Linked DNA regions of Homo sapiens: region 1 is linked to region 2. A link is a loop called in an ENCODE intact Hi-C map of the cell type or tissue named here. Cell type or tissue: Caco-2. All regions are shown on one strand. Each heading gives the region's core, and the rest is flanking DNA. Links, peaks and the distances in the headings are about the cores only.

What was found. Hi-C counts contacts between places; a loop is a spot of excess contacts. Peaks named below come from ENCODE experiments on the same cell type or tissue, not always from the same donor. Only the 100,000 strongest peaks of a DNase experiment are listed, where the experiment ranks them.
Region 1: a loop joins it to region 2, with 7 times the contacts of the local background. A loop is called at or near these places in 6 of 110 quality-filtered maps.

What each region holds. Positions count from the first base shown.
Region 1 is chr12:6,960,494-6,963,391 of GRCh38, forward strand. PTPN6 (protein tyrosine phosphatase non-receptor type 6) reads left to right here. Exons shown (of 16, transcript NM_002831.6): 15 at 313-452; 16 at 633-823. The coding sequence ends at 427. MIR200CHG (MIR200C and MIR141 host gene) reads left to right here and starts at 2,752. Exons shown (of 2, transcript NR_135032.1): 1 at 2,752-2,855. LOC105369634 (a long non-coding RNA gene) reads right to left here and starts at 2,606. Exons shown (of 2, transcript XR_931601.2): 1 at 2,046-2,606; 2 at 1,139-1,628. RefSeq lists enhancers at 263-1,064, 1,065-1,864, 1,087-1,605, 1,414-1,623, 1,865-2,666 and 1 more. In Caco-2, for the core only: a CTCF peak has its summit at 1,696; DNase peaks (open chromatin) are centred at 437, 1,748, 1,998, 2,648 and 1 weaker place; H3K4me3 peaks cover 1,861 bases.
Region 2 is chr12:6,890,143-6,893,040 of GRCh38, forward strand. No RefSeq gene overlaps it. Among named protein-coding and RNA genes, the nearest start is that of LRRC23, 13 kb to the right of the region's middle. RefSeq lists a silencer at 938-1,227 and an enhancer at 1,495-2,042. In Caco-2, for the core only: a CTCF peak has its summit at 1,170; a DNase peak (open chromatin) is centred at 1,039; H3K4me3 peaks cover 1,086 bases.

The sequences.
Region 1 (2,898 bases), core at 271-2,770, 70 kb after region 2:
CCTCACTTTCTGGAGAGGACAAGTGTTGCAGCTGGGGGGACCTGGCTTCAAGTTCAGGCTTGGTTCTCACCCCTTCTGTTCATAAGCATTTCCTGAGTGCCCACACGTGTGGGCCTCTGCTAGGTACCAGCAGCGCACTCGTGTATGAGATGTAGCCTCTGTCCTCTAGGAGCTTGGAGTCTAGTGCAGGGACCGTGGCTGCGTCACCTGTGAGACGGGGTGGCCAGAGGGGACTGCCAGTGCCGGGTCCCCCTGTGCTGTCTCCTGACCTGCACCAACTGCCTGTACTTGCCCCCCTGCACCCGGCTGCAGACACAAGGAGGATGTGTATGAGAACCTGCACACTAAGAACAAGAGGGAGGAGAAAGTGAAGAAGCAGCGGTCAGCAGACAAGGAGAAGAGCAAGGGTTCCCTCAAGAGGAAGTGAGCGGTGCTGTCCTCAGGTGGCCATGGTACAGCTCTTCTGCCTGGGTGTCCTCCCTGCCCTGCCCTGTGTCCTTGGCTCCACTGCCTTCCCTGGGTGGATGGGGTGGCCGCAGCCTCATTCTGTGCTTCCCAGCTGCCCCAGACCCTCTTGTTCCACCTCCAGGTTCCAGCTACCCTCTCACTCCCTCACTCCCTTCTCTTGGCAGCCTCAGCCCTGACCCTGTGGAAGCATTTCGCGATGGACAGACTCACAACCTGAACCTAGGAGTGCCCCATTCTTTTGTAATTTAAATGGCTGCATCCCCCCCACCTCTCCCTGACCCTGTATATAGCCCAGCCAGGCCCCAGGCAGGGCCAACCCTTCTCCTCTTGTAAATAAAGCCCTGGGATCACTGTGTGTCGCCTCTGAGCCCTTTGCTTGCCCAGTGAGTGGGCGGCCAGAGGGCAGGGCAGGATGGGTAACTGTGTGTGCCTCCGTGCGTGCCTCGCGTGAAAGCTCCGCCTTCCGTCAGACGGACGTGGGTCGGGACTCCGCCTCGCACGTGGGAGGGTGACCGTGGGTGAAGCTCCCCAGTCTCCTTCTTTAAAATGGAGGGCGATCATAACAGGGTGGTTGTGAAAAGCACCGAGATGACGGCTGACGATAAGACGGGCACAGTGACTCATCACACGCTTGCCATGTGCCCAGGCACTAAAAGACTACACACGTTAGTTCAGTCTAGGCACTTCTGTCATTCTCATTTTACCGTGGCGGAAACTGAGGGACAGAAAAACTAAGTAACTTGGTCACTTGCCCAAGGTCACAGGGCTATGGAACAGTGAGGCTGGGATTCGAACCCAGGCTGTCTGACCCCAGAGCCCACACTCCTTACCCTGGAGTTGCAGCTGGGGCCACCCTCAGGGGGGCCCTGATCACACTCCCCTGATGCTGAGTTCCAGATCTGAACTAAGAAGAGTAGTTAACAGCCGGAAGCGCAGACCTGAGGCCAGCCCGGCTGCGTCCCCTCTGGCGGGAACAGGGACAGGCTCCTCAGAGCACCCGGGCACGCCCAGCTCCTCCCCTCATCCAGGCCGCTGCTGCCCTTATCCTCTTGGGCAGAGTTTGAAGAGCTGGCTGACGTGAAGAGTGCTTTGTTTTTTGTCCCCTCTTCCTTCCCCCATGTCAGGAGTGGGGTTTCTTCTTTATTTGAAACACTGGTGTCCTGGGGAGTAAAGCCGGTGGGAGTCATCCCTCAGGAAGTGCTGGCGCCCACTCCTGGAAAGGCTGAGACAGCACAGGTCCCAAAGCCCAGAGGCTGGGCGTGCATTACTCAGCAAATCCTTACAGAGCCCCCGGCGTCACAGGCATTCACAGTCCCCCGACCTCCTGGAACTTAGGAGGCTGGTCAGGGAGACAGATTCACAAACCGATCACAAGCATCAAATAATTGCAGGCGGGTATTAAGAAGGAAGCAAACAAAGCCTGGGAGAGAGAACAGCGAGGGATTGAGCAACCCAATAGCTCCCTGGGGCTGTGGCCCTCCAGGGCACGGGTGGGGCAATCACCTGTCGGGCCCAGGTCCCCTCTCCCAGCAACGCCCTTTCTATACAAGCCGCAGCTGCACAAAGGCAAGTCCCACCTCCTCTAACCGCCCTTGGGCTACCTGCCCTTGGGGTGGGACTTGGACTCCACTGAGGGCTGTGCTGTGAGGTGGGTCCGGGAGCAGCTCGGTCCGGAGAGTGGAGCGCGATCGTTCCCTCTGCAGGCCTCAATCGAGGGGCAAGGCTGATGCTCCGGGCCAGCTGGGGTCTCTGGGTAGCGGTGGGTAACTTCACACTAGCGACACCTTGCTGGGACCCGCCTGCCCTTCACAGGCCTGGCGGGGCCTTCTCCCTCCCCTTTCCCTCAGGGGATCCCAGCACAGGCTGGGCACTGCGGGGCGGCACAGCCCAACTCCTGCCCAGCTGACCCCTCGCTGACCTCAGGGATCTCTCTGGCCTGCAGCTCCGCTGTGGGCAGGGTCTGAGGCCACAGAGGAATGGGCTAGTCCTGGGGGCAGCATCTGCTGTGGGGAGGGGACCCAAGGACAGCCCCCGCTTTTTGTACCTCTGGAGACAGGGGTGAGACTAGGCAGGTTGGAGAAAAGAGGCCCCTGGGAGAGGGTGGGAGGCCTAGAGGAGTGGCCAAGCCTTAGAGGAGGTGCCCGTGGCTGGCGCTGGGAGGGAAGGGGTTAAGGCAGTGGGGGGGCAGCCTATGGCAGGAGGACACACCTGTGCGCAGGGTGGCAGGCGGGGCCCAGGTAAGGAGCCTGCGCTGGCTGCCCGGCAGGCGGAGAAGGAAGGAGGAAGAGCGGAGGCCAGGGCGGGCTCTAGGCCGTGGAATCTGGGGCCTTAAAGCCCCTTCGTCTCCCCAGCACCCACTCTCTGGGGGCAGGTGGGCCCGGTGACAGGTAAAGGCCACCAGGGGAGAGGTCCTGGGCTGAGCTTGGGACT
Region 2 (2,898 bases), core at 173-2,672:
TGAGACGGAGTTTCGCTCTTGTTGCCCAAGCTGGAGTGCAATGGTGCAATCTCGGCTCACTGCAACCTCCGCCTCCTGGGTTCAAGTGATACTCTTGCCTCAGCCTCCTGAGTAGCTGGGATTACAGGCGTCCGTCACCACGCCCGGCTAATTTTTGCATTTTTAGTAGAGACGGGTTTTCGCTGTTTTAGCCAGGATGGTCTCGAATTCCTGACCTCAGGTGGACCACCCACCTCGGCCTCCCAAAGTGCTGGGATTCCAGGCGTGAGCCACCGCGCCCGGCCTGCCATTTTCATTAACCACATATCTTCGTTGTCACTTTAGCAGTTGTAGGAGAATCTGCTGACCTCGCTTCACAAATTTTTTGAATCTTGATTGAATGTACAGATTTTTTGAGGCCGTATTTTTTTTTTTTCCACTTTGGGGATAGACTTGTATGCTAGCATGGAAGGGAATTGTTTCTTCGGTTGAGTGCCTAAAGTGCTTGATGGCCTTTCAGATGGATCATGTCATACAGAAAGGAAGTATCTTAAAACACTACAATCTAGTTTAAGACATAAAACAGTAGAATCGCTGTCAGCGTCACAAGATACAAACGAAGGGCTCAGAACTGGGACCAAGAGAACATAGTCTCCCCATCTTACACTCGCTCGGAATGGGGGCTGGCCCCACTCTGCTCTATTTAATCTGAGCACTGTTGAATGAATCTGCGATGAAACTCCACATTTCCTTTAATCCTCACAACAAAGATAAACCAATTTTTAGATTCGTAAACTGAGGCTTAGAGAAGTTAAACGTATTGTCCGAGACTACAGAACTGGAAAATGGCAAAGTCAAGATCCAACTCCGAAGAGCCTCCCCCTGCCCACTAGCGGGGAGGAAATGGCAAATGACACAGCAAAAAATGTTTAAAACCAGGATTCTCGGTCGCCGTCCCGCCCAGCGCCAACGCTCCGTCCCGCCTCGCATCAACGCCTCGCTCCTCCCCGCCCAGCGCCAATGCCCCGCCCCGCGCAGCCGCCCAGGTGCCAGTTGCGTAACCACGGCAAAGCTCGCGGCAGGGGGCGGGGCAGACGCTGACTGTCGCCGGGCGGCGGTCACGTGAGCGGGAGCGCAGCAGGCCGGCGGTCCGAGTGCCTCGCGCGCGCCCCACAGCGGCCGCACGCGTCTCGGGCTCTCCTCCCAGTAGTTCACTCCTTAGTGGCTACAGAAACTGGAGCCCGCCATCGGGCTTTCCCCTGAACTGCAGCTTCCGTCCCCGCCAATCTCTTCTCCGGCCCCAGCGCTGACTTTCATGCGTGGAGCATTCTGGCCCGGAACAGAGATCCCAGGGCGGAAACTAGGGCCCGAGGCTGAAAGTCCGTTCTTGGCGGCGAGGGCCGCCGCTAAACTGGCTGCTGAGGGCGTCTCTAGCTCGGGTTCCAGAAGAGAGTGGAATGGACTGAGTGCTTGTGAGAAACTTCCTAATTGAGGCTTACCTACTAAAGTTCTTTACGTTTTAAAGGGTTCCATTGCATCAGCCCTCAAAATGTTTCCTTCCCCAGCCCTCTTTCTTCTATCATGGTGGTTATGTCTAGGGACTCTCCACTGGGAGACAATCATTTTGTTCTCCCCGAGGAGGGAGGTCAGAAGTGGGAGACACCCAGGTTGTGTTAGAAACTATGGTAGCTGGGGCGATGGCTCATGCCTGTGGTCCCAGCTACTCAGGAGGCTAGGGCAGGAGGATTGCTTGAGCCCTGGAGGTCGAGGCTGCAGTGAGCTATGATCACGCCTGTGAATACTCTGGGAGGATGGGTGACATAGCAAGACCCTTTCAAAAAGAGGAGAAAGAAACTGCAGCGTAAAGTAGCACACCTGTTACAAAGGTAAATGCTCTTTTGTCTATCCTTGCTATTTTTAAAAATACTCAATTTTTCCTAGTTTTCCTTTTTTGTTTTTTGAGACAGTCTCATTCGGACGCCCAGGCTGGAGTGCAGTGGCTTGAACTTGGTTCACTGCAACTTCCACTTCCCAGGTTCAAGCGATTCTGTTGCCTCAGCCTCCCGAGTAGCTGGGCTTACAGGCATGCGCCACCACGCCCAGCTCATTTTGTATTTTTAGTAGAGACGGGATTTCACCATGTTGGTCAGGTTGGTCTCGAACTCCTGACCTCAGGTGATCCGCCCGCCTCCGCCTCCCAAAGCGCTGGGATTAAATGCGTGAGCCACCGCGCCTGGCCCTAGTTTTCCTTTTGACATCCTTCCGAGCCTCTGTTTCTTGCTAGTTAATCCTAACAGGGTATCATGGAGGCTTGTCACTTGTTCACGACTTAGCAGTGATTCTCAACGTGGAGGGAGGTAAGGGGAGTTTATCTGTAAGGGCAAATCCAAATTGAGGGAGGGTGCTCTTGATTACTTTTTTTAAAAAAGCACATTTAGGCCAGGCATAGTGGCTCACTCCTGTAATACCAGCTACCCTGGAGGTTGAGGTGGGAGGATTGCTTGAGCCTGAGAGGTCCAGGCTGCAGTGAGCTGTGATCTCGCTATTACAGTTGAGCCTGGGTGACAGAGTGAGACCCTGTCTCAAAAAGAAAAAAAGTATCTATTGAACATTTACTGTGTGCTAGACACTGTGCCAGGCAGTAGGGTGCAGAGTGAAACTGAAGAACTCAAGATCTATTGGAGGCCAAGTGCAAGTTGCTCATGCCTGTAATCCTAGCACTTTGGGAGGCCAAGGCAGTCGGATCCCTTGAGGACAGGAGATTGAGACCAGCCTGGGCAACATAGGGAGACCCCCACCGCTACAAAAAAACTAGCCAGGCGTGTTGGTGCATGCCTGTAGTCCTAGCTACTTGGGAGGCTCAGGCAGGAGGATCACTTGAGTCTAGGAAGTCAAGGCTGCAGTGAGCCATGATTGTGC